4 separate regions of the Homo sapiens genome follow, and all the other regions are linked to region 4. Evidence: chromatin loops called from intact Hi-C (ENCODE). Cell type or tissue: heart left ventricle. All regions are shown on one strand. Each heading gives the region's core, and the rest is flanking DNA. Links, peaks and the distances in the headings are about the cores only.

What was found. Peaks named below come from ENCODE experiments on the same cell type or tissue, not always from the same donor. Only the 100,000 strongest peaks of a DNase experiment are listed, where the experiment ranks them.
Region 1: a loop joins it to region 4, with 8 times the contacts of the local background. A loop is called at or near these places in 70 of 110 quality-filtered maps.
Region 2: it touches region 4 in a loop (13-fold over the local background); 103 of 110 quality-filtered maps call a loop at or near these places.
Region 3: it touches region 4 in a loop (6-fold over the local background); 92 of 110 quality-filtered maps call a loop at or near these places.

The regions. Positions count from the first base shown.
Region 1 is chr12:109,425,186-109,432,739 of GRCh38, forward strand. It overlaps MYO1H (myosin IH), which reads left to right. Exons shown (of 32, transcript NM_001101421.4): 18 at 761-866; 19 at 2,284-2,401. Among named protein-coding and RNA genes, the nearest start is that of KCTD10, 48 kb to the right of the region's middle. In heart left ventricle, for the core only: CTCF peaks have their summits at 3,019 (motif pointing right) and 3,226; a DNase peak (open chromatin) is centred at 3,046.
Region 2 is chr12:109,593,064-109,600,617 of GRCh38, forward strand. It overlaps MVK (mevalonate kinase), which reads left to right. Exons shown (of 11, transcript NM_000431.4): 10 at 1,965-2,118; 11 at 3,363-5,062. The coding sequence ends at 3,514. Among named protein-coding and RNA genes, the nearest start is that of MVK, 23 kb to the left of the region's middle. RefSeq lists an enhancer at 5,465-6,154. In heart left ventricle, for the core only: CTCF peaks have their summits at 4,811 (motif pointing right) and 5,014; a DNase peak (open chromatin) is centred at 4,848.
Region 3 is chr12:109,516,877-109,524,430 of GRCh38, forward strand. It overlaps UBE3B (ubiquitin protein ligase E3B), which reads left to right. Exons shown (of 28, transcript NM_130466.4): 19 at 1-8; 20 at 4,272-4,448; 21 at 4,565-4,675; 22 at 7,102-7,239. Among named protein-coding and RNA genes, the nearest start is that of UBE3B, 43 kb to the left of the region's middle. In heart left ventricle, for the core only: a CTCF peak has its summit at 2,063 (motif pointing right); no DNase peak of the experiment used is centred there; H3K27ac peaks cover 1,971 bases.
Region 4 is chr12:109,771,730-109,779,283 of GRCh38, forward strand. FAM222A-AS1 (FAM222A antisense RNA 1) reads right to left here and starts at 1,758. Exons shown (of 3, transcript NR_026662.2): 1 at 1,568-1,758. RefSeq lists an enhancer at 347-846 and a silencer at 3,575-3,869. In heart left ventricle, for the core only: CTCF peaks have their summits at 3,736 (motif pointing left) and 3,940; a DNase peak (open chromatin) is centred at 3,722.

The DNA of each region.
Region 1 (7,554 bases), core at 1,294-5,293, 350 kb before region 4:
TAGCCAGGTGCAGTGGTGTGCATCCATAGTCCCAGCTACTTTCGGAGGCTGAGGCAGGAGGATCCTTGAACCCAGGAGTTTGAAGTTACAATGAGCCATGATTATGCCACTGCACTCCAGACTAGGTGACAGAGCAAGACCCTGTCTCTTAAAAAATCACTTGGAACGTGGCTTATGATATATACATTAACTTAGAATGTGATATTCATGTTCCAAGTTTAGTCCCAGTTTGTTCATTTGCAGGCATTCATTGAGCAGCACCTACTATGTATATGTGGCAGGCACTGTGCCAGGCACAGGGATTCAGCAATAACAAGCCAGATGAGGTCCCTGCCCTCAAGGGACTTACAATCTAGTGGGAGAGAGTATAAGAAAATACCATCAAATAAAGAAGTTATAATAATACCAGCATCATGAAGGACACGTGTCAACAAAGAAACACAAAGGAAGGTGGAAGAGAATGACAGGCCTGGGGCAGAACTGGTTCCTGCTGGGCACTCACCACGTCTTTGCTGAGCAAGTGAGGCATCCTAGACAGATGCTTGTCCAGCTTCCACGTGACCAGACCAAGACTGGCCTTCTCAGGTCAGGACATCCAAAGCCACCTCTTAATGGGCCAGATGGCCACTAGGAAGACAATCTGTCAATAGTTCAGCTCTATAGGGCTGACACCTTGAGCCCTGGCCAGTCTTTTTGTATTCGTTGGAAGCAGCAGTATCTCTCTGGCTCGTTCTCTCTCTCTTTCTCTCTCTCTCTGCAGGTGGGGACTCAGTTTAAAAACAGTCTGAGCAGCCTTCTAGAAACCCTCATCTCTAAGGAGCCCTCCTACATCCGTTGCATCAAGCCCAACGACAGGAAAGAACCCAGTGAGTTGTGGATCATTATGAACTGGGCTCAGGGAAAGGAGGCTGGGAGCCAAAGCAAGGTGGCAGTGGGTTGGGATCCTAAACACCACCACAAGCTTGCTCGATGTCCTCTGGATGTGAATCATTTTCCTTTCTAAATGATAGAAGTTGGCCAGATGTTACAGGCTTATGCCTGTAATCCCAGCCCTTTGGGAGGTTGAGGCAGGCGGATCACTTGAACCCAGGAATTGGAAACCAGTTTGGGCAACATGGCAAAACCCCGTCTCTACAAAAAATGCGAAAATTAGCCAGGCATGGTGGCGTGTCTCTACTAAACATACAAACACTAGCTGGGTGTGGTGGAACATGTCTGTAGTCCCATCTACTTGGGAGGCTGAGGTGGGAGGATCAATTGATCCCAGGAGTTCAAGGCTGCAGTGAGCCATGACTGTGCCACTGCACTCCAGTATGGGTGACAGAGTGAGACCCTATCTCAAAAAATAATAATAATAGAAGGTAAATGAATGCCTTTGGTGGTTCAGAGTGAGCATTTCTCAGAGGTTGTTCAGTTTCAGGAGCAACACAGCTGAGTCAGGCAGGTGTCAGAGGCGAAGGGAGTCAACGTCACTCTTTTCTAGCCAAGGAACAGTCTTCGAAAATGATCTATGACTTGGGTAGTTTCTAAGCTCTTGCCATGGTCTATAATATAGTTGTTAGGAACCATTATAATGAACTATAATGGACCATCAGAGGCTCACAGAGGCTAGGCAGGAAAAGCAAATGAGTGAAGCAGACAGGTTGAAAGGCAATAGGCAGTGGGGAGGACTGTGGCAAACTGGAGAAGGCACATTCTGTCTAAAGGGGCAACAGCGCTACTCCTCTCCTGCCAGCTGTTGCCATGTGGGACTCTGGCCTCAGGATAGCCAGATCTCAGGACTTTTCAGAGGAACCAGAAATTTAATTTTTTCCTATAAAATTCCCCCATTTAAAAAGCACAATTGGGCTGGGCATATGGTGGCTCATGCCTGTAATCCCAGCATTTTGGGAGGCCGAGGCGGGTGGATCACCTAAGGTCAAGAGTTCGAGACCAGCCTGGCCAACACGGTGAAACCACGTCTCTACTAAAAATACAAAAATTAGCCAGGCATGGTGGTGTGCACCTGTAATCCCCACTACTTGGGAGGCTGAGGCAGGAGAATCACTTGAACCCAGGAGGCAGAGGTTGCAGTGAGCCGAGATTGTGCCACTGCACTCCAGCCTGGGCAAAAAGAATGAAACCCCATCTCAAAAAAAAAAAAAAAAAAAAATTAAGACCTCACGAAATGAGTCTGGGGCCAGACCCAGCCCACTGAACTTCAGCTTGCAGCCTGTGATCTGCCTTGGTTGATATGAAGCCATGGGATCCTTTCCTGTCATTCTCTGTTCTATTTCTCCAAAGGCAAATTTGATGACTTCCTCATAAGGCATCAGATCAAATACCTGGGGCTGATGGAGCACCTGCGGGTGAGACGGGCTGGTTTTGCATACCGAAGGAAATACGAGCATTTCTTGCAAAGGTAAAATGTGCTTTATTGATCTGAAGCCAATAGTCATGTGCCTACTACATGAGAATCTCTGGGGTTTAGTGGTAAATAAAATGGCATCCCTTAGGAAGGCTCAGTTTGGTTGTTAACTGCTGTAGTTATGACAGCTAAAAACACTAACATTTGGGAGAACATAAAAACCCAACTCTGGCTGGGTGCGGTGGCTCATGCCTGTAATCCCAGCATTTTGGGAGGCCGAGGTGGGAGGATTGCTTGAGGCCAGGAGTTCGAGACCGTCCTGGGCAACATGGCAAAACCCAATCTCTACAAAAAAAAAAAAAAAAAAAAAAAAAAAAATATATATATATATATATATATATATATTAGATGGGTGTGGTGGTACACACCTGTAGTCCCAGCTACTCAGAAGGCTGAGGTGGGAGGATCACCTGAGCCTGGGAGGTTGAGGCTGCGGTGAACTTGAGATCGTACCACTGCACTCCAGCCTGGGTGACAGAATGAGAACCATCTCAAAAACAAAACAAAACAACAAAAAAAAAAACTCACAAAAATTCAGTTTACCATCTTCTGTTCATTTCACTAATCCCTGACTGTTTACAGTCAAGGGCAAGGCCAAGTGCGTAGATCTGCCACCAGGGGGCAGCCGTGGGCAGTGCCCCACAGGCCTCTGAATTAGCAGGAGAAGCTAAGTCCATTTGTGACCGTAGGGCCTGGTTTAGTGCCTTAGCGCAACGGGCTGTCAAGAGCAGCAGGTTAGCGGTGGGGACATGGGTTTTCAAACCACATGAACTTGGATCATAATCCTCATTCTCTTATAGCTGTGACCTGTCATTTCCCTTATCTGTAGGATTAAATTGTCTGGGATCAGGGAGTTTGTAAAGATTTAATGAACTATTTCTACGCCTACTCTCACCATCCCCCAAATTGCTTATACACCAACACTTCTTCAATGATGGGCTGTGTGTGAATTTATGCTACCAAAATAGCAACACACTCTCAAGCATAATAAATGGTCACTTTGTTGGGTCAGAATGGTTGAATAGCAGAAATTTCATGTGGTTCAACCAATATTTTGAGTGTAGTCATTTGAGACTCTTTGCCTTTATTTTTCCTGGATGTACCTCCTTTGCCCACCATTTTTGCCCATCCGCTACTTATTCATTCATCTTCATCCCAAATCTGACTTCTGCGGCAGATGGCAGGGCAACAGCCACTGCCCACCTCACCCCCCTCCAAACATATACACACTTGATGTTCCCATCTACCTGTGTTTTTTTGAACTTCATACATCTCTTGTCTATTTTTGCTGCTTTCTGAGGCTCATTCATTCTTTCCATAAAATCTAGTGAGCAGGCCGGGCATGTTGCCTCACACCTGTAATTCCAGCACTTGGGGAGGCCAAGGTGGGCAGATCACTTGAGGTCAGAAGTTCAAGACCAGCCTGACCAACATGGTGAAATCCTGTCTGCTAAAAACACAAAAATCAGCCAGGCATAGTGGCGCATGCCTGTAATTCCAGCTACTCAGGAGGCTGAAGCATGAGAATCATTTGAACCCGGGAGGCAGAGGTTGCAGTGAGCTGAAATCACACCACTGCACTCCAGCCTGGGTGATAGAATGAGACTCTGTATCAAAACAAACAAAAACTGGTGAGCAGCTATCTGAGCTAGCACTGTCCTAGGTGCTGGGGTGATGTCAGAGAACAGAACAGACCCCATCCCTGTCCTCATGGAATTTACTTTCTATGGGGGAGACCAACAATAACAAAGACGTAAAGTTGGCCCTCCACACCCGCGGGTTCCACATCTGAGGATTCACCCAACTATGGATTCAAAATGCTTTTAAAAATACAATAAAAATAACAATACAACAATAATAATACAAATTAAAAAGCAATATAGTCTAATATCTATTTATGTAGTATTTACATAGTATTAGGTATAATAAGTAATTTAGAGATGATTTAAAGTGTACAGGAAGATGTACTCAGGTTATATGCAAACACTATGCCATTTTTTATTAGAGACTTGAACATCCGTGGATTTTGTATCCATGGGGGTCCTGGAACCAATTCCCCACATACGATGAGGGGTGACTGCATAAGGCCAGGCAGGGATATGTTATTTGAAGAAAAGTGAATCCAGGTAAGGGGAAAGAGTGGCCAGGCTCCCTCCTTAGGTAAGGGGGTCACTCTCTGAGTGAGGAAGTGAGCCATGAGGACATTTGGTGTCTTAGTCTGTTTGGGCTGCTGTAACGAAACACTACACTGGGTGGCTTCTAACCAACAGAAACTTTTCACAGTTCTGGAGGATGGGAAGTCCAAGATCAAGGCACTGGCAGACTCAGTGTCTGGTGAGGGCCAGCTTCCTTGTTTGTAGATGGTGCCTTCTCGCTGTGTCTTCACATAGTTGATGATGTAGTCATAAGGGCACTAATCTCATTTATGAGTGCTCCACCCTTGTGACCTGATCACCTGTCAGAGGCCCTGCCTCCTAACACCATCACATTGGGAGTTAGATTTCATCATATGAATTTTGTGGGGACACAGACGATCAGTCCATAGCATTCAGGGAACATCAATCAAGGCAGGAAAGCCTGGAGGTGGGAGCAGGCTCTAGGGCAAGCTGAGAGGCCAGCGTGGCAGCTGGTCAGTGGCTGGGGACAGAGGCAAGGGGAGATTCACGGGATCGAGCTGGAGATAGCCAAACCCCGTGCACCTGCCTGGCACCACTTCCCTTGATCAGGGAGCAACCATATCATAGAGTTGAAGACATAAGGTACTAGTCCCTCCAACCTGCAGGCATTTAGGGCCTCTCCCCAGCCCCTCCATATCTGTCTAGCTTTGGCGGTGCATGCTGGTATTGCGCAAGGTCTGCATGGATGAAAGCAGGGCCTGAGGCTGTGCTGTGTCCCCTGGGGGTGGTGGAGACCCTATCTTCTCCAGCTTTCACTGGAGTTCAGGAAGCACACATCCTGCACCTTTGTGTAGGTGGCTGAACAGAGGAAGAACATGGGACACTCGATACCCTTAAAGAACATGCTCATAAATTCCAGGAAAATAAAAATATTTTTCACTGGACATGGTAGCTCATGCCTGTAATCCCAGCACTTTGGGAGGCCGAAAAGTGATCACCTGAGGTGAGGAGCTTGAAACCAGCCTGGCCAACGTGGAGAAACCCTGTCTCTACTAAAAATACAAAAATTAGCTGGGCGTGGTGGCACATGCCTATAATCCCAGCTACACAGGAGGCTGAAGCAGGAGAATCGCTTGAACCCAGGAGGCAGAGGTTGCAGTGAGCTGATATCGCACCACTGCACTCCAGTCTGGGTGACAGAGTGAGCTCTGTATCAAAAATATATATACATGTATTTTTTTTAACAGTTTAAAATCGGATTTTAGAACGTGGGAGGTGGAGCTTGCAGTGAGCCGAGATCGCACCACTGCACTCCAGCCTGGGAGACAGAGCGAGACTCCATCTCAAAAAAAAAAAAAAAATCTGATTTTAAAATAAACATAATATGAGGCCAGGCACGGTGGCTCACACCTGTAATCCCAGCGCTTTGGGAGGCCGAAGTGGGTGGATCACGAGGCCAGGAGATCGAGACCATCCTGGCTAACACAATGAAACTCCGTCTCTACTAAAAAATACAAAAAATTAGCCAGGTGTGGTGGCGGGCACCTGTAGTCCCAGCTACTCGGGAGGCTGAGGCAGGAGAATGGCGTGAACCTGGGAGGCGGAGCTTGCAGTGAGTGGAGATTGTGCCACTGCACTCCAGCCTGGGTGACAGAGCAAGACTCCGTCTCAAAAATAAATAAATAAATAACATAAATATAATAAGAAAGGAAGGAGCATATTGGGAACACCACTGCTAGCACTCATTGAGTCTTGGACTGGGACTAAATACCTAGTGTGTATTATCTCGTTTAAACCTCATGAGAACCCCATGAGGAAGGTCCTGTTACTGTTCATGTCACACAGGTGAGGCAGCGACTCCTCCCGCTCCGGAGCTGGGCTGGAACCCAGGCATTCTGTTTCTACGCCAGTGGCTCCGGTTGTGCTGCTTCCAGCCTTGATCCATCTGCACTTCTGAATTCTGCGTTCAGTTGTTTCATTATACTACAGACATCACGGTTCTCTTTCTAGGGACTGCAGGGTAGAAGGGAACTGCATGCTGGAATCAGGTTCTTAACACTGGAGCCAAAATTACCCCTGGGGGACGGGGGAAGCCCTCATCACTTCCCAAGCATGGAACCCTTTCTTTCTCTTCTCTACTCTTTCTTGAGACAGGATCTCTGTTACCCAGGCTGGAGTGCTCCCTGAAGCCTCAACCTCCTGGACTCAAGCGATCCTCCTGCCTCAGCCTCCTGAGTAGCTGGGACTACAGCCGCACACTGCCACACCTGGCTAAAAAAAAAATTTTTTTTTTTTTTTTTTTTTTTTTTTGAGATGGAGTCTTGCTCTGTCGCCCAGGCTGGAGTACAGTGGCGCAATCTCGGCTCACTGCAAGCTTCGCCTCCCAGGTTCACACTATTCTCCTTCCTCAGCCTCCCCAGTAGCTGGGACTACAGGTGCCCGCCACCATGCCTGGCTAATTTTGTTTTGTATTTTTAGTAGAGACAGGGTTTCACCATGTTAGCCAGGATGGTCTCGATCTCTTGACCTTGTGATCCGCCCGCCTCGGCCTCCCAAAGTGCTGGGATTACAGGCTTGAGCCCCTGCGCCTGGCCTTTTTTTAAGTAGAGACGGGGTCTGCCCAGGCTGGTCTCAAATGCCTGGCCTCAAGTGATCCTCCTGCCTTGGCCTCCCAAATTGCTGGGATCACAGGCATGAGGCACCATACCCGGTCTCAAGCATAGAACTTTTTCTTCTGGTACTAGACTATGTTTGTTTGTCTGTTCAGTTTTCTGTCGATGGACATCTGGGTTGTTTCCACCTTTTGGCTATTATGAATCATAGCACCATGCACTGCTACACCCAATGGCTGCTATGAACATTCAGGTATGAATGTTCGGACACCTTTTCATTTCTCTTGGACAGATACCTAGGAGTGGAATTGAGTCACTGGGTTGAGCGTCTGATGATGTCATTGTTCTACAAAGACAGGTCAAACTCCCTACTATATTGAAACAGTTTCTCTCTCCTTTCTTTCTTGCAAAGTACCCA
Region 2 (7,554 bases), core at 2,329-6,328, 180 kb before region 4:
ACTGTTCTCCTGTGTCACAACCTGTCATCTGATCCTTGACAGATTTTGGATCAGAATGTGACAGGTGTCTGGAACCTGCCTCGGCAACGTGACACCTGGTGCTCAGGCGCAGAGAGCGGCCCCCAGAAGTCTTCTCTCACATCCAGCCCATCAGGCTGGTGAGAGGCACCCGGGGCTGCCACCAGGCCATCATGCCTGTCTGCTCATTTGTCAAAAATGGTGAGCTTGGCGCAGAGCGAGGTATGAGGCAGGCTGTTGGGGAGGGCCACTCCAACCCTGCCTGACCGGCCATCCCCATGCGGGAGAGCTAGGTGGGCCTCCGCAGAGATGCCTCAGTGATTGGCAACTCCTGGTATACAGGCAATCCAGGTGCCCCGGAACAGAGCTTCACACGGAAGTGAGGAATGCCAGGGGGTGCTCTCAGAGGCAGGGTAGACAGGAGCTTCATGTCAGGCAGACCCGCCTTCCAGTGCCAGCTTGGTACCTACTAGCTCAGTGATCGTGGGCAAGTCACTTCTTCTCTGAGCCTCTGTTTCCCCTTTTGTAAAGTGGGGATGATGCTAACGTACCCATAAAAATACTAACAGCACATATCTCGTGCCAGGCATTGAACAGAAAACTCACCTTGTTTCGTCTCAGGGCAAAGAAGCAGATTTTTTTTTTTTTTTTTTTTTTGAGACAGAGTCATCTTGCTCTGTCGCCCAGGCTGGAGTGCAGTGGCACAATCTTGGCTCATTGCATCCTCCCAGGTTCAAATGATCCTCGTGCCGCAGCCTCCTGAGTAGCTGGGATTACAGGCACACGCCAACATACGTGGCTGATTTTTGTATATTTAGTAGAGATGGGGTTTCGCCATGTTGGCCAGGCTGGTCTCAAACTCCTGACCTCAAGTGATCCACCCGCCTCGACCTCCCAAAGTGCTGGGATTAAAGACGTGAGCCACCACACCCTGCTGAGGCAGATACTCTTATGACCCCGGTTTACAAGCAGGAGACAGACCCAGTGCAGAAGACCTTGCTCAAGGACACACGACCAAAAAGGGGCAGAGCAGAGACTCGAACACAGGCCTACTTGACTCCAAATCCCATGGTTTTTACTTCCTGATGGCTGGGACCGTGGCTGGGCACCCATCCTTAGAGCCCCAGCACGTTGTGGGTGTTTGGTAAATGAAATCTAACTACTGGGTGCCTGGGCAGTGGAAGCTGTGAAGTTTTATTTTTTCATCCACATGCATCTTGTTGGATCCTTAAAGAGCAGGAAGTTTATCCTGCATAACTGAAGAAACCTAGACAAACAGCTGTTTCCCTGCTTATGGCCTTGCTGGAGTTACACCTAGTTCTTATTCTGAAACCAGTCCCCAAGGCAGCTGTAGGGAGGCATGTTATTTGAAACTTTTTCTCTTGCAAATGGCAGAAATCCATTTCAACCAGACTTTTGTAGAAAGGGAATGTATTGGCTCTCAACTGAGAAGACCAGAGGTAAATGGCTTCAGGTATAGCTCAATCCAGGGGCTGAAACAATGTGTCGGGAATCTGTCCATCTGCCACGTAATATCTGATCATGTGGCAAGATAGGTCATCTTGGCGACTTGTGTCTGAAGTTAATTATTTTAGCAGCTCTAGTGGGAAGGGGCAGAGGAAACCCTGGGAGGGCTGTGATTGGCCCAGCTTGGACCACATGCCCATCCCTGATCAGTCACCAGTGCCAGAGGCTTCTGTGACCAGCCCTAGGATATGTGCTCACTGCTGTGGTGAAGGTATGCTCAGCTCTACCCAAGCTCCGTGAGAAATGCTGCAGGGCAGAAGGATTCTTTTACAAGTGGAGAGGGCCAGGGTGCCAGGTAGGCAAAGCCGTTGGCTGTCTCCAGCCAACAACTGTCAGATGGACGAGGCAGGCTCAGGGGTGGGCATAGGACCTTGGCCTCAGGCAGGCCAAGTGGGAACAGATGGAACCTTCTCCCCTAGGAGCTCATTGACATGAACCAGCACCATCTGAATGCCCTCGGCGTGGGCCACGCCTCTCTGGACCAGCTCTGCCAGGTGACCAGGGCCCGCGGACTTCACAGCAAGCTGACTGGCGCAGGCGGTGGTGGCTGTGGCATCACACTCCTCAAGCCAGGTATCCCGGGGGTAGGTGGGCCAGGCTGCCAGCCTGGGCTCCTAAGAGGGGTCCACCTGGAGAATTCCCTTGAAAGGAAAAAGAGACCTGGAAACAGGTCTCAGCTCCGCTGTGTGGCCTTGGGCAAGTTAGTTAACCTCTGGTCTTTGCTTCCTCATTGGTAAAATAAGGATGAGAGTATCTAGCTTGCAAGATCGTTGCCCAGATTCAAGCAGGAAAGTGCACCTAGAGAGCCTGGTGCAGGGCTGGGCTGTGGCTGGGGCTCCTGTCATCGGGGCTGTCCGCACAAGCTTGGGAAGTAACCAGGGCATTGTCACTCTCCACGTCTGCCTAACCTTGCCCCACTTGTACCCTTGATGTGGTCAGGATGCGGTTGATTTTGCTACAAAACGAAAGGGTTTCCTTCCCGTTGGTTTGGGGAAAGAGGAAGACCGAGTAATGGGCTTGGCTTAGGAAGCTCCCTGGTGCCTGGGGGCCTGGCAAGGGGCTTCTGCTAGTGTTTAACCACCTGACACCTACCTCTGCCCTCAGGCTCGCTCCTGGCCTACAGTAGGCACTAACCGGTCCCACCTGCCTCCATTTCCCTCTGTGCTCCTTGTCCCCTCCTTCCTTCCTTCTTTCTCTTTCTGTCTTTATCTCCTCCTCTCTGTTCTTCATCCTTCCTTTCCCCTCTGCTTTGCACTGAGCCCCCTTAGGCTCCAGACATCCCCTCACACTCCATGATGGCTCCCAGGCCTCAGGAGGTGGCCACATCCTCACTCCAGCCAACCCCAACTGTTGGTTCCTAGTTCAGAGCCCATGACGATGGTGGGACTTGACATTTCTGGAGTGTGCCCGCTGTGCCAGGTGTTGTGCCAGGCACTTTACCTGCGTTATTTCCTTTAAGCCTCCCTGAGATCTGCACGGGGAGTCATCATTAGCCCCATTCCCAGATGAGGAGACTGAGACTGAGAGAGGGGAAGTCACTTGTCTGAGGCCACACGGCCAGTACAAGGCAAGGCCAAGTCCTGTGACTTGAGAGCCCATGTTTTTAACTCTTGCTCCCTAAACCCCTGGGGGTGCAAGGCTGGGCATTCCAGTGCACGGAGGGGCTGCAGGTAACCTTGGGCTTTATGGCCTGTTGGCTCAGGTGGGTCACAGCCAGGAAGGCACAGCAGGAAGGCCTGGGCTTTTGCCTTGAATATGATGAGCTTCTCCCACGGAGCGGAGAGTTGTCAAGGGTGACCTGCCTTCCCTCCCCGCAGGGCTGGAGCAGCCAGAAGTGGAGGCCACGAAGCAGGCCCTGACCAGCTGTGGCTTTGACTGCTTGGAAACCAGCATCGGTGCCCCCGGCGTCTCCATCCACTCAGCCACCTCCCTGGACAGCCGAGTCCAGCAAGCCCTGGATGGCCTCTGAGAGGAGCCCACGACACTGCAGCCCCACCCAGATGCCCCTTTCTGGATTATTCTGGGGGCTGCAGTTCGACTCTGTGCTGGCCAGCGAGCGCCCAGCTCCTGACACTGCTGGAGAGGCCCCAGCCGCTTGGCGATGCCAGCCAAGCTCTGCAGTCCCAGCGGTGGGACCTAGGGAGGCATGGTCTGCCCTCTGCATCCTCTGGAGCCAGCCGAGCAGGAGGCCTAGGAGGGTCCTCTGAGACTCCAGACCTGAGGCGAGAAGGGCTGCTTCCCTGAAGCTCCCACAGTCCCATCTGCTTCAGGCCCCCGCCTTGGCCTGTGTTCTTCCTGGCCGCCTGGGTCCAATGCTCAGGTGCTGGGGCCTGGTTCCCGGAGAAGTGTGCCTTCTCTCTCCCTTTTCAGGGACCGCCCCCTGTCTCTCAGGGCCAGGCCTCTCCCTCCTCCAGGAAGCCTTCCCCTACCCCTTGTCGCCCCTCCCTCCCAGAGCACCTGCTGTCTGGGTGGCTCACTCAGCACTTGGTGTGGCCTTCCCTTCTACCTAGCGGGATGGGGCTCCCCCAGGGGCTGTCCCGGAGGCGGTGGGCCTGGTTAAATAAGGCAGGGTTTATATGCACTTTCTTCCGATCTGTACCTGAGAGGTTTGTGGAAAAGATGGCAAATGGGGAATAAAAAGATTTTGTGTCAACAGTAGAGACTCCAGGCCACCAGCACCTCCCTCTGTCCCTGTCCCCTCTCCAGCTGTTTCCTCCATGGAGCTCTTCAGCAATGGAGGGAAATAGGGTTTGGGGTCACTTTGTTGTGCGTCTTGGGGATGAGGTGGCTTTTCCCAGATGGCCCTTGCTGGAGAGGGACTGGGACACGGCTCTCAGTCCATCAGCACAACTCTAGGCTGCTGCTGCGGAGGGAGAAGTTGAGCTTCCTAGCTCCAGAATCACAAGCACCCACGAGAGCACAGACCTGTGTAAGACAGGAAAGCAGAACCTGCCATCGCTCCTGGGGCGCGCCTTCCTTTCTGAAATGAACTGGCTGGATGGAGAAAACAGACTCAAATGTTCTGGCCCGGGTGCCTGGCACTCCCCACCCCCGCCCCCCACCGGCCCTATTTGAACTTTATATTGCAGTCAGCTTGGTGCTTTCCGAAATGCCATTAGCCATCAGGAAACCCTTGTAGTTGGTGCCTTGCCAGCCAGAACCTCTGGGACCCACGGACCTGCAAAGAGGCCGAGTGGAAAGGTGGGGGCCGGCGCAGGGATTTCAGGATGAGGTGAAAGCGATTCAGTGCGCGTCTGCCCTTGGCCACTAGGGGGCAGCTGGCGGCCTTCCCTGCTGTTGTCTTCCTGCAGGGTGAGAGGAGCAGGAGCCGAGCTCCACCCCCACGCCAGCCTTGGGCCCGGCCTGGGATCACTGCTGGGAACGTGAGAGTGAAGGGAGGACGCCTACCCCAGCTTAACTTGTAGAAATGGCCCCAGATCACTGATGGCTGTTCCCTGCCCCTTCCCTTCAAAACACAACGCATAAAGCAGTAATACTAATTAATACTGAACGCTCACTGTGGACTAGGCGTGTTTACGCATCGCCCCTTCTCATCTCTGCCCCGACCTCAGTGTCATTGCTAGTCTCATCCCCGCTTTACAGACCAGGAAACCAAAGGTCAGAGAGATCGAGTAACTGGTGCAAGTCCACACAGCTCATCAGCATCTGAGGCCGGATTCAAATGGACTCCAGAGCCTGCTCTTAGCCCCTACGTGTGTCTGCTGGGTGCGGCTCTGTGTGCAGGCTCACTGCGATTTTTTAGCTTTCTGTGCTCAGGCTCGTTTTTCTGGATTCGGATGTATTTGACCGGGGTGGGGCTCGGACCTGCATGTTTTCCTCCCCACGCGATTTTAATGAACAACCAGGCCAGAGGCTGCTGTGCCCTCAGTGATGGCGCTGGCTGACAGCCAGCCTCCAGCCTTTAGGAGGTGGGCCTGGGAGCCTCCCCAGGCTTCCATAGATGTCCGCGGCAGCTGTGAGATGGGTGCAGGGGACAGAGGCTGAGACCCCCAGAGCCCGTCTGCTCCTTGAGGCCCTCTCTCTCTCATTCCCTGGGGACAGGATGTCACTCCTGGGGCAGGGGCCAGCTCAACACTCTTGCTCCAGTGAAGCAGCTGCCGGTGCGCTTTGGCCAGAGCAACCTTTCAACCCAGCCACCCCTGCGGCCACCATATGGGCCTGGTGTCACACTCCTGGCTACCTTGTAGACAGTTGGCACTTGCGGCTGTCACCCCTTCTCATTGCCTATTGCAGTGGTTCTCGCTCTCAGAGCTGCACCTCGGAACCACCTAAGGACCCACGAATTCCTGACTCCACCCCAGATATTCTGAGTTAATCTGTCTCAGCGGTATCTTTTTAAAAAGACATCTTTTAAAAGCTCCCAGGTGATTCTAACGTGTGACCAAGCACCACATGGTGCTGCACACCTGTAGTCCCAGCTACTCAGGACGCTGAGGCAGGAGGATCGCCTGAGCCCAGGAGTTGGAGGCTGCAGTGAGCTATGATGGTGCCACTGCACTCCAGCCTGGATGACAGAGTGAGACCCCGTCTCAAAAATATTTTTAAAAAATAAGAAAATGCAGCCAGGGCTGAAGATACCGAACTGGATGACCCCAGGGTCATCTCTGCACGCCATTGTGGTGGTTGAGCACTTCAGCCCTGCCCACCCCCTGGCCATGTGACCTTGGGCAAGACAGCTTACCTCTGGAGGCCACAGCTTCCTCATCGGGAAAGTGGGATTCACTAATACCCACCTTATGGAGGTTTCGTGGGGATCAATGAGAAAATATACAGAAGGCCCTTGACACAGTGCGTGGCACACGGTAAGTGCTCAATAAATACTCATTATTATAACTGTCTTATGCTGAGAGATAAGGGTGTCTTCCAGAGCCCCAAAACTTCAGAATGGTGCACAGAGCTGGCTCAAGGCGCCCTGCCCAGATGGTCCAAAGCCCCTAGGTTGAGACCCCTTGGGTCGCTGTTGGAGAAACACACCTAAGGCCCACCGGCTTTCCCACCTCCCTGCTTCCTCTGCAAAGAGGCGGTCACATAGCACTGACACCTTCTTTGCGAGGGGAACAGCAGTGCCTTTCAGGTCATAAGCTGGAGCCGCTCCCAGGGTCTGCAGCCTGAAGTTCTCAGAGAATTTCCCTGGTTCTGGCAAGGGTCTCACTTTGGGAGGCAGGCAGGAAATACTGTGGTTCTTTCCAGACAGAGTAGCTGCTATGGTTGCACTGATGTCGTCTCTGTCAGTGAGGAGTCCTTTTATTTATTTTTAGACAGTCTCACTCTGTTGCCCAGGCTGGAGTGCAGTGGCGCCATCTTGGCTCTCTGCAACCTCTGCTTCCCAGGTTCAAGTGATTCTCCCGCCTCAGCCTCCCAAGTAGCTGGGATTACAGGTGTGTGCCACCACGCCTGGGTAATTTTTGTATTTTTAGTAGAGACAGGGTTTCCGCCACGTTGGCCAGGCTGGTCTCGAACTCCTGACCTCAAATGATCTGCCCACCTCGGCCTCCCAAAGTGCTGGGATTACAGGCATGAGCCACCACACTTGGCCTGGTGAGGAGTCTTTCCTCACCAAGGTTTCTGTGGCCTGCTGGCAGCCAGTCGCGTTGGCTGGCTGGCTCCAGGTCAGCAAGCGTGGTGGGGGGCCGGCCCTGCCCTTCGCTTGTGCTTGGCCCAGCCAGCTCCTTTCTCCTCCACGGCTGTTTTCCTCCTTGTTTCCTCAGCTAGCGCCCTTTGGAAGACACCTGGCTCAGGGGCCCGCACCTCGCAGGTGCTTCCTTCCCCAGCCCTTCCTGGTTTCCAGCTAATTTTGGACAAGTTCTTTGGCTGTCTCTTAGCACCTACTGTCTTCTAGGAAGGGGCAGAGAGCTGGATTTGAGGCCAGGAGCTCTGGTTCCTAGTCTGAGCTCTTTAGTTCTCAAATTATAATATTTTTACTATTACAGAAACAGTGTAAATACACTGTAGAAAGAAAATACAGATTAGCAAAAATCACATCAAAGC
Region 3 (7,554 bases), core at 1,668-5,667, 250 kb before region 4:
TGCTGGAGGTGAGTGTGAAGCCTATGGAATCCTACCACAAGGAAGTGGGCCCTGCAACATGGAAGCTCTTTAGTGGACGGTCTCTGGCTTTTGAACTGTTCCTGTTACTCCTTGATCTGAAATTAAGGCTCTGGGAGCAGGAAAGGGGTCATTTGTCCTGTTGACTGCTCTGAACAGCTGCTTGGTTAAACATGTTCTCATTGCTGGAGACCCAGCAGTGTCTTCCTTTACCCCATGAGAGCTAGAGTATCCTGGGCTAGAGCATCCACCTCTTCATGTCCCTTTGAAATGAGGACAGGAGCTGCCAGTCACAGCGGCTGCACTAACACTCTCAGGTCTGTGCAAACTCCATTTGTCCCAGCAGGCACTTTGCTGAGACTCTCAACTGTGATTGTAGTATATAAGTGGAGTGGAGGTGTTACATTTACTGAGTTATGTAGAGAAATACTTTTATCACAGAGCCAGAAGTTCTTTGTAGACAGAAACTTACAAGATACCACTGAAGTGACCCACCTGAGCTAAATCCGTTGTCTGGAACTACCACTATACGGTGACTCCATGTAAATTAGAGATAGGTACCCAGTCCTCATATGTCAGAAAATTGTCACAATACATTGGTTTTGTTGGTACAAGACCGTGCCTCCAATCTGCTGGAACATGGTTGTCATAAACTTAACTACCTACGATGTCTGTGTTATCCATGCCACAGCCTCCCCTGGGCTTGTATAGTGCACAGCCTACCCATACATGCTCATCCTGCCAGCGATAGAATTGGTGACTGAGCCACAGTCCCCATTCCCTGGAGAGGCTTGGCTTCATTTATTTGCCATGTTTGCACTTCAGACCTTTTTATCACACTCCAGCTGCAGTTCCCCATGAGCCTGTCCTGTAGTGTAGGACAGTCACGGGATCCCCTGAAGTATGTGGCCAGATAGCCACCCCCACCAGCAGATGGCTTCTGGCAGCAGCTGTTCCTCCTCACGTGTCTTCATTTTCTCCCTCGGTGCATCGTACCTTGTTTGTGTCACTCCTTACTGGAGAGCTTGTTTGAGTGCCCCTGGCCACTGGTGATCAATGCCGAGAGCTGCTAGGAAGGCAGTGTGTGCTGAACAGTGGATGTTTCTGACATTCTTCAAGGTAGGCATAAGGAATTGAAGGGCCCACTGGGCCCTGCAGGCCATGTGAAGGAGTAAAGCTGGCTGAGTGGGTCTCATTACAGGAGCATTCTGTTTGCGTGCTAGACATATAGAAATAATCTCCACTTCTGCGCCCTCCTGTTCTTGAAACAGCCCTCTTGGTCTGTGTAGCTCTACTTGAGAAAAATAGCCCCCACGAGTGAGTTGATAAATGGCAACTGACACCCAGCCTCAGTGTTGGGGAGCAGTTGGAAGCACGTGCCTCCCCAGAAGAGGCCACCGCCACTCAGCTCCTCCAGACCTGCCATGTGACGAGGTGGGCTCCATAACGCTCTTGAGTTTTTAAGAGAAGGCCAAAATTCAGATCTTCCATGTTGTGAACTAATTGAACTCTGTAAAGTGCCTAGAAAGTCAGATAACACCTGTCTTTCCACCAAATTCAACCTGTGGGCCACCCATTTGCAACCTCTGCTTTTGATTCAGAAAAAGCCCAATTGTGTGGTAGGGACTCCCTTTCTAGCACTTCCCTCTGCAGACCCAGATGCATCTCCCTTGTCTCTAGAAATCCTCAGCCCCACTACCCATCACGCCTACCCAGACGTGGCCAGCACCCACCCATGGGAAGAGTCTGGGGTGGTATAGATTGCAGTATCTCCTGAGAGTGGCAGAATCCGACTCCCTTCACAAATATCATTGCTTATTGGAAATTCACTTGACATCCCAGTTACTCTGGCCCTACTTTTTAAAGCATATCCCTCAGGGATGGCAAAAGAGATGTCTGTCTTAGGCTTTAGGCAAAGTCCCTTTTCCTCTTTACTTTCCACTGGAGAAGGGGAGAGGGTTGTTCATTGTTATCCCAGTTGTCGTAATCTGGTGGCTTGGTTATTAGAATATGAGAGCCCAGGGGCCTTTGCTGGATTTGGACACAAGGGGGCGTCAGTAAGCTGATCTCAGACTCATGCTCTCCTGGGCATTGTTTCCTTTTTTATGGTTAGTATTGAGGGCTATGCTTCTCTATTAGGCTTCCAGATATTAAAGTCCTGTAGGAAGGCTCTTCTTCCCAGAGGGTGAGTTTGGGCTGGAACTCTAGTATTCAGAACCGGAAGGATCCTCAAACATACTCTTACCCAGTCCTTTCCCCTGTCTCTGTCAAAGGCAGAACTGAGGCCAGAGAACTTCAGTCAAGGTCACTTGGATATCAGTGATAGAGCTGGGCCTGGAAGCCAGGCATCCCTTTTCTAGCTCAGTATTCCCTGTGTGTGCATGTTGAGATGCAGTGAAGAAGAGGAACGCTGACTCACATTCACCTCCCAAGAGGCATGGATATAATCCTCGCATATCCACGCCAGTTCCCAGAAGGCAGGAAATGTATCACAAGAGGCAGTCCCCTCTAAACGTTTAAACAAAGAGGCTGGTGTGGAGCTGATCAAGCAAGACTGAGATTTGAATCCAGTAAACGCTCCTTGAGCTAGGCCATGTGCCACTTGCTTTCACATGTACCATCCCATTTCATCCACATAACCACAAACGCATCTACTAATGCGTGTGAAGGCTGGGGAGGCATAATTTTAAAGCAGGTTGGAGGAACTCCTGCAGGCAGACAGGAACTTGATGGAATTCTCCATCCGTTCTCATCTCAGTGCCAAGATAATTATCTTAAATTTAGGCAGAATGGTTTAAATGCTGTTACAGCTGCCTGTTGACTTCCTGTTTCTCCCTTTTGTCATCTAACTTAATGATTCTCAAACTTTATGTACATAAAAAGTCCTTCTCAGGTTTGCCTCCACAAAACTGTGCTCCTGTTCCCACATGTGACTTAGGGGTCTTGAGAGGTAATTTTCCCTTGCCCACTAACTTTGAAGCCTAACCCCTGAATCGGGGCACCATAGGATAGTCCTTTGGGGATCACTGGGTGAACATGGCAGGAAGGCAGCAAGGGTTCCCCAAAACAGGTCTCGCCACACTGGCATACTGCTCGTTTGCTTTGTGATGAGGGGACCAGACGGCAGCCGAGTGGATGCTGTGGAGACAGCCTGTCTAACCTGCGAAGCATGTGACAGTGTTACAGTTGTAGCTGAAAGGGAGAAATGTGGCATGGCCTTCATAGGACAGCAGGGTTGATTGGTCACTTGTTCCATCACAGTGTCTGAAGACATCAGTTTCACCTGGTGATTGGGCCTCTCAAGTCGGGCCAACAGACTCTTCCCTGGGCCCTGTGCTGTTCAGCACTGTTTTTATAGTCACTGCTCTGAAATAAAAACCTCAGCACCCCAAGTACTAGGAATGCATTAGATGATGGAACCAGAAGCCAGGAAGGCCTCAACAGATTAGAATCAAGAGACAAACTAAACAGATGATTTAGTAGGAGAACTCCAAAGTTGTGGTTCTGGGGCTGTGCATGTTGAGGTCTGGATGGAGTAGATGTGCTGAATGGCTGTGTCCTAACAGAGCTGACCACCAGCCAGAAGTCCAGGCCCAGCACCACCCCCACATCTCGGTCTCTGCTCCCTGCGTTGATCCCTGCCATCCACCTGCTCTGCTGCCAATAGAAAGATCTGACAGAAAGTCAGCCCTGTTACTCTTTGCCTAAAACCTTCTGCAGCTCCCATTACCTTCAGGATGTCCCCTAAATTCCTCAGCATGACTTGCAGGCACTTCATGATTGGGAAGGCAGCGGGAGATGAGGGGTGATGGGTAATTCTTTTCATTTTACAGTGTTCTGTAGGTTTGATTTTTTTTTTTTTTCTTTTTTCTTTTTTTTACCATGAGCTAAAGATACTCTTAGCATTGAGAGAGAGAGAAATGTATCTTGTCCCGGTTTCTTTCATCCTTTGTCTGATGGCCAGGAGCTTGTCATGACTCATTTTGTCTAACTTCCCCATCTCACTGCTCTGTCCCCTTGAGGTCAGTCTCCCCTTGCCAAGGAGTGATACTGTCACATCCCCAAATGAATCTTTGCTTTTAATCAGCACTCATTCAAAAGCAGGTGAGAACGGCTCCTGTCATGCATCCACGTTTCATAATTTGCACATTTGGTAATGATGCTGGGAGAGCTTCGCACAGAGGAGAGGGAACCCCGAATTGTGTGCATAAGGCTTTGGGCTTCCTAATGGGCTGTAATTCTGCTCTTGGCAGGACGGCTACGAGCAGCTTAGGCAGCTCTCCCAGCACGCCATGAAGGGGGTCATCCGTGTGAAGTTTGTCAATGACCTCGGGGTGGACGAAGCAGGGATTGATCAAGACGGTGTTTTTAAGGAGTTCTTGGAAGAGATCATCAAGAGAGTTTTTGACCCAGCACTCAATCTGTTCAAGGTATTTAAGGGGAGCAACAGCAGGGCTGACAGCAGCCAGATTCAAGAAGTGAAGAGCTGGGCTTGCTCCTTGCAAGGCACTTGACCTCTGCCTCTCCCCGTCTTTTTGCCTTGCAGACAACCAGTGGGGATGAGAGGCTGTACCCCTCACCCACATCCTACATCCATGAGAATTACCTGCAGCTCTTCGAGTTTGTGGGGAAGATGCTGGGGAAGGCTGTGTATGAGGTAGGAACGTTAAGAAACAGAGAAATGTAAAATAAAATGTTAACGGTACCATGGGCTTCTTCACATACACATATGTGATCAGGCTTGGCCATGTAAACTGTCACTAGGATACAAGCGAGGACAGGGGCAGGAACCAAGGTTTGTTGTACACCAGTGCTAGGTACTTTGCCTGTGGCATCTCATCTCATCCCATCGACAGCCCTGTGACGGGGCTGCCACTGTCCTGGCTATTTAAGGATGGGAGACCTGAAGCTTTGAGGAGTCACCTGTCCAGAGTTTCGTTGCTAGTTAAGTGGTAGAGGTGGAATTTGAACCCAGGCCGGCCCAAGTCCTAAGGCCAGCCCTCTTCTTTCCTGAGGCATGAGGAGTGGTGTGCAGAGCCAGATGGCCACACGGAGGCTGGGTCCCCGTTGTAGGAGGGCAGCATTTTGTGGAGTTTGATAGTTTTAAAATCTTGTGTTGTTTGAGTGAGTGCTTCCCAGCCATGGCAACAGGACAGGACCAGCTGTTCCTAGTCAGCCGTGTGACCATGTGCCTTCAAGTTTCTTTAGTTTTTAAGCCGTGTTCTCGCATCAGTAAAGTGGAGATAAGAAAAGCCACATTCCTGGGTTGCCGTTAATGGTAAGTGAGGAGGGCCTTCTACGGTGCCCAGCCAGCTGCTCACACCAGGTGGATCGGAGCAGTCATCCTCACCTTACTAAGAGGAAGTGAGTCTGGGTTTCCACTCTGTGGCCTGATGGGGTCAGGGTGATGTGGCCCACACAGCTCCTGTCCATTGAAACCCCGTCCATTGAAAGCCAAGGTGGGACCACCTTCAGTGGGAAGTCACCGCCTGTTCCTTGGGAGAGTCCTGTTTCCCAGGAGGAAGGAAAGCTGCAGCACAAGCCCAGCCAGTCTGTGTGGCCTTCGCAGTGGGCTCCAGAGCTGCAGGGACCCTGCCTGGGTCTCAGGCTCTGCTGAGCTTCTGGCCCAAGCACGGAGGAAGCGAGCCACCTGGGCAGCACTCCTCGCATACCCCAGGAACCTGGAGAAGCCAGATGCTTTCCAAACAGAAAGAGCCAGCAGCTGGGCCAAGCTGAGAGGGAGGTCTCAGGGCCAAACTCCTTTCACTCTCGAATAATCCATTGTTCTCTCTGTCTGGAAACAGTCTATGTGCACCGGCCTCAGTCCCTGGCCATGATGGAATCAGGTGGCCCATCTGAGCCCCTGCCCAAACACCATCCAGTCTTCCTTGTGCCCTCCAGTGATTTGGGTCCTGGGCCCATTCTCTGTGCCTCTGTTTCCTCATCTGCATAATAGAAACAATTTCTCAGTTGATTTCCATTGAAAAAGTTAAAAATCCCATTAGGACCCACCCGAGCACATGGCATATGTTTTCCTTTAAACACGTTGCTGTGATGACACTCAGAAGAGCCTGGGCCACCTGGAAAGCATGGCCTCCTGGCTTCTCTGAATGTCATGCCATTTCCCAGGCCTCGCCTCTGTGTCCTTTCCCTCCCTCACCTCTGACAGTAATTGTGCTGACGAGAGAAGATGGGACCTGCTAGGCCCTGCATGAGGAGTGGCATGGATTAACTCATTTACCCCTTACGGTCCTCTGACAGGTGTCATCAAGTCCGAGTGACTGTCCCCTCTCAGCCTCTCCAGTCCACATGTCTCTCTCCACCCTCCTGCCGCTACCCTGGCACAGTCTGTCGGCGTTTTCCCCTGGCAGCATGCCACAGCCGTCTGGCTGTGTCTGCCTCCTGTCTTCCTCTCGCCAGCCCATTCCCCACATAAAAGTGCAGCTCTGTCCCTTCCCTGCTCAGAGCCCTCTGGACAGAATCCAGCCTGCAGCAAGGCTTACGGGCCCTCCCTGACCTGGCCCTGCATCCTCATTGGACATAGCTTCCATTGCTTCCGTGCCCTCCATCCCTGGAGTATGCCTGGGGCCTCGTACCAGTGCCTGGCTGGCTCCTTTAGGCCTCACTTAGCTGGCTTTTCCTCCCGGAAGCTCCCCAACTCTGCCTTTGGGGGAGAGCTTATCCTCTGTGCTCCTCTGGCCCCTGCCAATGCCATGGCTGCCCTGAGAGCTTGGGGGTGCTGGTACTGTGCACGTTCCATCCTCTTAACTGAGAGGCTGGTGCTGCCCCCCACTGACAGGTGAGACAGCTGAGGGCCCCTGGCTTGGCAGCAGCCCAGCTAGGATTTAATCCCTGAGCACTGTAGCTCCAAACCATGTGTCCTGACCACTGCGCTGTCCCCAGGAGGCACTCAGTTGTATTTGGTAGAGGATGGGGAGATACTGCCCTCCGGATTGGAAACTTAGGAGGGGCCTGGAAATGCCGATGGCACCCCTGGGCCATGTCTGCACCCTGAGCCACCCCAATCCAAACACTGCATCAGAATCCTGGCTGATGGACAGCTCTGCTTCTCTGCTCTCCCAGGGAATTGTGGTGGACGTGCCATTTGCATCCTTCTTCCTGAGCCAACTGCTTGGGCACCACCACAGCGTCTTCTATAGCTCGGTGGATGAACTGCCTTCTCTGGACTCCGAGTTCTATAAAAACCTCACCTCCATCAAGGTGAGCATGGAATGGTGGGTGAGCTAAGCCGAGCACTGGTGTGAACTCACAGCTTGCGAAGTCCCAGAAGGAGATGGCCTGTCCTCTCTTATTGCTGTTGCTGTAGCTGCTACAGGCCCCTCACATCCCCCTGTGGGCAGTCCCACTTGGGGCTGATCCTCACAACCTCCTTCCTCAAAGTCACGAATGACTTTCTTTGCGTCAAGCTGTTCAGCAGCCATGGGTGTTCCCAGCACCAAAGCAGCGCCTCAAGGGAGGGTTAAACCTCTTAAGCACATAGTGCTCCATGGCCCTAACACTTTCCCCTTCTCTGTT
Region 4 (7,554 bases), core at 1,753-5,752:
CTCACTTGAGTCTATCAGGTAGATGATAAAATCAGGCCCATTTTACAGATGAGGACACAACCTGACCAACGGCCACGAGGATGTTGAGAGGGAGCGAGGTGTTCTGGCTGCAAGCCCCACCCCCACCCTCATTCATAATCAAAGCCCGCCTGGGTGCAGCCGGAACCCGGGGGAGCCTGGACGGGGCAAGCCCAGCAGGCCCAGCCTCTGCAGTGAGCTAGACTTGGGTTCCAATCCTGATAATGCCACCGTGAGTGACCCTAACCAATCCATTTCCCAAGGGGGGGCGGCACCAGAACCAGAGATGGAATTCAAGCAGACAAAAGCACAGTGTGAGCACTCGGGGAGGGAGTGGGGCAGGAAACCAAGGTCTAGGGCCAGGTGTTACACTGGGAGGTGGCCTATGTCTCAGCTGTTCCCAGGTGTCACCACTGGGGCCACCCAAGCACCAACTTGGTCACCCAGGTCCCCATGTCCTTGGTCAACTGCCAGGCGTACCCACACTGGGGCATCAGGAGAGGGGAAACGGGAGAGGCTGGAGCCACTCTCCATGCCCGGTCCCTCATATTTGGATATCAGAGCAAAGGATGCACCTGCTATCCTGGAAAAACCTCCTCATCCTCCACAGGGTGGGGTCTGTGTGCGTGGCAATGTAGGGGCGCATGGCACAGTCTGGGTCTGGGCCCAGGAACCCAGCTGGGGCTCTAGCCCTGACTACCTGTGCCTCCTTGGGCCTCAGTTTCCCCATCTAGGAACTGGGCTGGCTGATCTCAAAGTGCCCTCCGGTGGCCATTCTAGCATGGTTTCTTTATACAATCAATCACCTTTGATTACCACATTGATGGGGGGAGGACAGGTGACGAAAGCATTGCTATCACTGCTACAATTACTGAGATCCCACACTTAACTACAGGCAGACCAGATACCAGGCTCGGGGCTAAACGTTACTTGTGCCTCACAACCACTCGGCGCAACAGAGGTGCATGCACCCACATTACAGACAAGGTTAGTGAGACCCACAGAAGGGCAATCACTTTGCCCAAAGTCACACAGCTGAGGATGAAGAATGGAGAAGTGGCTGGGATAGAACACAGGCCTGTCTGATTCTGAGTCCTAGTTCCCAGCTGCAACCCTTTGCAGAGAATAGAAAACAACTGTCAACCGCCAAATGTGGCCAATTTGGCTCCAGAACCCAGGCACAGCCTTGGATCCCAGAGCCCCAACTGCCCAGACATCCCGGTGGGTGAGGGAGAAAGAGAGGAGAAGCCACCATCTCATCCAGGCCCCGGGCAGGAGCTGCAGTCCTTCTCTAGGTCTCTGTTCTGACACTAGGATCCTTCTCTCTCTACTTAGCTGTCCTGGGCTCACACCCTTTACCACGGAGCTGTCCAATACGGTAGCCTGGTGTGCAGAAAACCTCGGCTATCACTTCCTGTCATAGTGACCATTAGAAGATCACCCCAGGTCAGAGACAGGTGACCTTACAGAGAGATCAGAGCTGCCCCAGAAGGCCACGGGGGCTCAGGCGCAGATTTGGATAGAGGAAGCTATGTTAGTAGACACTCACCTTTCCAGGGTGGCTCTGTGTTTTCTTCACTCATATCCCTGTCTTTATATCACAACCCCATTTCTGGAGCGGGGAAACTGAGACAAGTTCCAACTTCTGAACTTGCCATCCAAACAGCGACTCCTAACTTTGCCCTACTCAGCTCCCTCGGCTGCAGCCTGGACTCCTCCACGCGCAGCTCCACGTGTGCCCAGCACCACTGCGCCTGCCCATCCCTCCCGGGCGCTCTTAAAGGGCCCACACCCCGTCCCACCCCCAACGTTGGCCGGAGAAGGTGGAGTCCAGCCAGCGCGATAGGTGAGAGCAAGGGACGAAAGGTTTTCTGTTTAAATTGCCACCATCACCAGCTCGCCAGCGAGTGGCAGGGGGAGGGGAGGAGGCAAGAAAACGGAACTTAGTATCCCACTGACTCCACGTGTGACCCTGGGTGACTTGTGTGCCTCTCTGAGCCTCAATTTCCAGATCTGTTGAAGGAAGTGGTGGCACCTGGAGGAGTGAGGTGGCATCAGGTGATGTGTGGTCAGGATGATAGGGCAGATTCGTCCTGTAAGAGGACCCCTCTGAGTGCTGTGGGATGTAGTTGTCTGAGGGTCAGAACTCGTTCCATCCTGAGGCTGTGTGCAGGTGTGTGTGACCTCAGGCAAGTGATCACTCCTGAGTCATCTATTTCCCAACTGTAAAATGAGGCTCCAACGGGGAGCTGTGGCTCATACCTGTAATCCCAGCACTTTGGGAAGCAAAGGCTGGAGGATCACTTGAGCCCAGGAGTTCAAGACCAGCTTGGGCAGTATCACGAGACCCCTATCTGTACAAACAATTTTAAGATTAGCTGGGTGTAGTGTGTGCCTGTAGTCCCAGATACTCAGAAGGCTGAGGTGGGAGGATCACTTGAGCCCAGGAGGTCAAGGCTGCAGTGAGCCATGATCGCACCACTGCACTACAGCCTGGGCAACAGAACAAGACCTCGTCTCATAAAATAAAATGAGGCTAATATTTTAATGTATGTACCATGTGAGGTTTAACTTAGGAGACAGGTGGTCAAATCCCCTGGGTAGCACAGAGCCATTAGGTAAAAGACATATAACAAAGGTGGAGTATTCCCATCCTTGCCTAGTGCAGCTGACTTCCAAGTCACCTTGGAAAGTGGGTTTCCCAGTCAAAAGAGTTTGAGAAACAGATGCCTATCCCGGCTCTTGGAGATACACAAATCGCATTAACATATTAAAGATGCTAACAGATCCTGCAGGCAAGATTCCCTTTTAACTTCTTTGCAGTGGCACAGTCTCGGCTCACTGTAACCTCTGCCTTCCAGGTTCAAGTGGTTCTCCTGCCTCAGCCTCCTGATTAGCTGGGATTACAGGCATGCTCCACTACACCTGGCTAATTTTTGTATTTTTAGTAGAGATGGGGTTTTGCCATGTTGACCAGGCTGGTCTCAAACTCCTGACCTCAAGTGATCTGCCTGCCTTGAAGGCCTCCCAAAGTGCTGGGATTACAGGCATGAGCCACCACGCCCAGCCCCCTTTTAGCTTTAACCCAGCATTTCCCTAACTTTTTTGACCACCTAAGTTTTTGTTTCCACCTATTTACACCCCATGGAACAAACAAGACTTCAGGAAATGCTGAGTCCTGCCTCTTGTATTGCAATTGGGGAAACTGGGTAAGTCCTTTCTCCTCTCTGGACCTCAGTTTCCCCAATTACACTGCAAGGACTCATAATGAGTTTGTGGCAGAGCAAGGACTGGAACCCAACCCTGACCTGGGTGGCTGGGTCTCATTTCTAGTACGCCCTAACTGGTCCTGTCCCTCATATTGAATTAGGCACAAAAGAAGGGGAAGGCCCTCAGGGAAGAGGAAGAAGCCACATTTGAGAAGTAGGGGTGAGTACTCTTATTTTGAAAGAGAGGAAACTGAGGTTCAGAGAGGGGAGGCAACTTGCCTGAAGGCACACAGCAACTTGGTCCTGAACGCTCCAGAGGCAGTCGAGGCCACCTTCTCTCCTTCTTGGGGTGAGGGTACGAGGGTGGGGGTGGGATATTTCCTGTCTCAAAGCCTCAGGGCACACCCAACAGGGTGCTCACAGGGAGTCTTCCTGATCACATCCCCAGGTTCCAAGCTTCCTTCTGAACCCCTCTGAGGAGGCCCCTGAGTGTGACAACAGCGGCCCCTGGTGACCAATCTCCGGGACCTCAGCAGCCTTACCCTGTGCTAGCCAAGGGCAGATCTGTGGGATCCAAGGGGTGTACCCCCAAAACTAAGCGGTGCCAACAGAACGGGGACTCCCTAATGTCACTAAGAACCTTGAGGTGCTAAGAAGACCCTAAGCTGAGATCTGCGGACCTGGGTTTGAGTCCCCGCTCCAAACCCCAACCTCTCCTGCCCTTACCTGTTAGCAGCCATTACAGCCTGCTGCTATGGAGAAATAGAATGTGTGCCTGCTTTGGAAAGGCCAAAAACACTAAGTATATTTAAAAAAAAAAATCCTGCCACGCCCTAGAAAGGTTCAACTCCACCACATCCAGGCTATGTGTCCTTAGTCATGGGCATTTACTTGATTGGGTCTCACTTTCTTCATCTGTAAAATGGGGATACAAATTTGTACTTGTATCAGCATGATTTGGGCCAAATATCAGAAAATCCCCCTGACTCAACTGGTTTAAATGAGAAAGAACATTTATTCTCTGGAATAATCATAAGAAGCCTTAAGGCAGGGTGGCCTCACAGTTGGTTAAAGCAGCAGCTCAATGGTGTCATCAGGGACCAATGTCCTTTTCATCTTTGTGTTCTGTCAAGGCCCCTCAGGGGCACAAAGTGGCTGCTGCAGTTCCGGGTATCACATCCAGATGCAATAGTGACCAGCAACAGAGAGGACAGTCTTTTCCTAGATTTCTCTTACTTTCCCAGAAACTTTTCCCAGAATTCCCCCTCCCCCAGCAGACCTCCCCGCTTGTCTCATGGGGCAAAACTGGGTCACATGGCTATTCCCACACCGATACCTAGTAAGGGAAGGAGAGTCATGGTGATTGGCTCAGGTGTTGTAACAAAGAGGGGGCATGATTTCTAGGATGGTACAAACACTGGTTCATGAGCTCCCGCACACGGTTCCTGAGATTATGAATCCCAAACACTGAGCACGGCGTCTAACACATGGCAGTTGCCTTATCCATATTGCTTCCCCCTTTCTCTGATTCCCTCTAAGAACACAAGACTCCCAGCCTGGCCTCTCCTGAGCCAGCCTTCCACCCCTCAATCCTGGGGCTTGGGTCTCCACCAGTCAGTGCCTCTCCCATCCTGACCTCTGGCTCCATCACTGCCCTCCCTCTTATTTCTATCTCAAAAGCTTGGGATGAACAAAGATCACTTCGTTGTCCTCAGTGACACTGGATTCCTAAAGAATAAAAGATAGGAGATGCTAGATTCTTATATAAATGCTTTCACCAGGGAGCCAAAAATTAATAACAGCATGAACAGAGGCCTGGAGTATTTAACCACTCCATCCAGACAACTGAAATGATCCGAGTACACCGTTATCTGGGCGAGGTGCGGGGACTGACTGCCGACTACGACATTATCACATTCGGAAATGTCAGAAGCATGCATTTTGCAGGGAGATGAACGGTGTGGCTGAATATGGCTTTTGATTAAAACAAAATTCCCAGCATTCATCTAAAACAATAATAACAGCTAATAATAACAGGGCATGTAATAATGAACCATTCATAGGCATAAGAGGTAATTGTTCAATTAAGATCCCAGAGTTTCAGAGACTGTCTTTTCTGATGGGGTCCCTTTGTTTTTGCCTCCAGTAGCACTAATTCTTTCCCAGTAGTGCTTTAAACTTGGGAAGAAAAAAGCCCTCCTGTCAAATATGACATACAAGTGCCTTATCATTATTAAATACACATACATGCACACAATAAGCAGTCCTTGTTGGAATAAAGTTAGGGGTATGGCGCTCTCAGTGAATGCTGACAGGCTTGGGAGCTCCGTGAAAGTGACAGGCAAGAGCCTGGGCCTTCACTGCAGAAGTGGTCTGGCCTCGTTACCTCTCACTGCCCAGGGACCAGAGCGCTTTCTCTCCAGCATGGGTTCTGAAGACAGAATGCCTGGGTTCAGGTCCCAACTCCACTGCTTAGCATCCAGGTGCCCTGGGCAAGAGTCTTCATCTCTTTGAACCTGTTTCCTCATCTATAATACGGAATATAGTAGACATTTAGTTTTTTTGGCCTGCCTGTGTTCTATTTACTCTCTCTTCTAGTGTCTGTAACCATTAGCTATTGCTGCCTGCACTTAAAACACACACACACACACACACACAATCATAAAAAACCTGTGGTATCCAAAAACATTAATTTCTCATGCAGCTGCCGGGTTCCTCTGATCTCAGCTAGGTTGCCTGGGGTGACTTGGGTGTCTCTTATCCTCTTCCTGAGGGCTGGCCCTGGCATGTCTGCTAACATCCCATTGGTCAAGACAAGTCACATGCTCAACCCCGGGTATGGGAAATTATGCTTTGCCCTCGGTGGGAGGACATCACAAAGTTAGACTGCAAAGGGCACACAGGTCAGGAGAACGGAGAAGGGCATTTAAACTAAGGATGCTGCTTTTTTACAGTCTTCAGAGACGATGAACCTCCTGTCACAGGAGGTATGCAAACAGAGAGGTGTAGGCTTGGTGGTAAAAAGGGATCAAGCGTGGATATAGAGTTGGGATAAATTAATGATTCCCAAATATCAATCATTTCTATAACATAGTCATAATTTTCCCCATGAACGTTTATTCATTTAATATAGTTCCTTAAATCATCTAAGTATTCTTTTTTTATAAGCTATATTTTTATTATTAAATGACTTGCTTGTAAACTACACTTGAGACCACTACTTTATCTAGAAAACTGTATCATTTGCCATAAAGAGAAGGCTTTATTACTCTAAAAATAAAATGAAATTAAAATGTTTTTTATTTTATTTATTTATTTATTTTTGAGACACAGTCTCACTCTGTCACCCAGGCTGGAGTGAAGTGGCGCGATCTTGGCTCACTGCAACCTCCACCTCTCAGGTTCAAGTGATTCTCCTGCCTCAGCCTCTCGAGTACCTGGGATTACAGGTGCACACCACCACACCCAGCTGATTTTTTTTTTTTTTGTAGTTTTAGTAGAGATGGGGTTTCACCATGTTGGCCAGGATGGTCTTGAACTCCTGACCTAAGGTGATCCACCTGCCTTGGCCTCCCAAAGCGCTAGGATTACAGGCATGAGCCACCATGCCCAGCCACGAAATTAAAATGTTTTTAAGTTATTCCTAGATACCATGTCCTTCCAGAGGTTCTGAGCCTAAGGCTTTTCTCTATTTGAAAACAAAGATTAGTGAATGTTGGGAAGGCATTCAAACACAGAAGCACCAAACTGAGACCTTGATACAGTCAGGGAATACACAGAACTGAAAAGAGAATATGGGTTTTTTAAGTGTGATCCTATGTCCATTGTATCACCTGAGAATATTCTGGCATACCACCAGCGCATGTCCCACACTTTGAGAACATTGGGAAAGGTCATCTTTAAGATTTTACTGCAACAAACAAAATCCCAATGACTTGCAGATTTTTAAGTTCCCCCACACAGCTATTTAGTCATAGTCAATATCCAAATCATTGAATATTTAGAAAGATCACAGTTGGAAAAACTTACTACATGGCTAAAAGTGTACTCATAGGAAAATTCATAGCCAAAATTATTTCATTATAAAAAAATAAAAATAATTAGCCAGGAGATAGTGGCATGTGCCTGTAATCTCAGCTACTCAGGAGGCTGAGGCAAGAGAATTGCTTAAGCCTGGGAGGCGGAGGTTGCAGTGAGCCAAGATCATGCCACTGCACTCCAGTCTGGGCGACAGAGTGAGACCCTGTCTCATAAAATAAAATAATGAAAATAAATGAATTAAACACTCACCTTAGAAGTTACTGAGTCTTTTTGAGTTGGGAGGGTG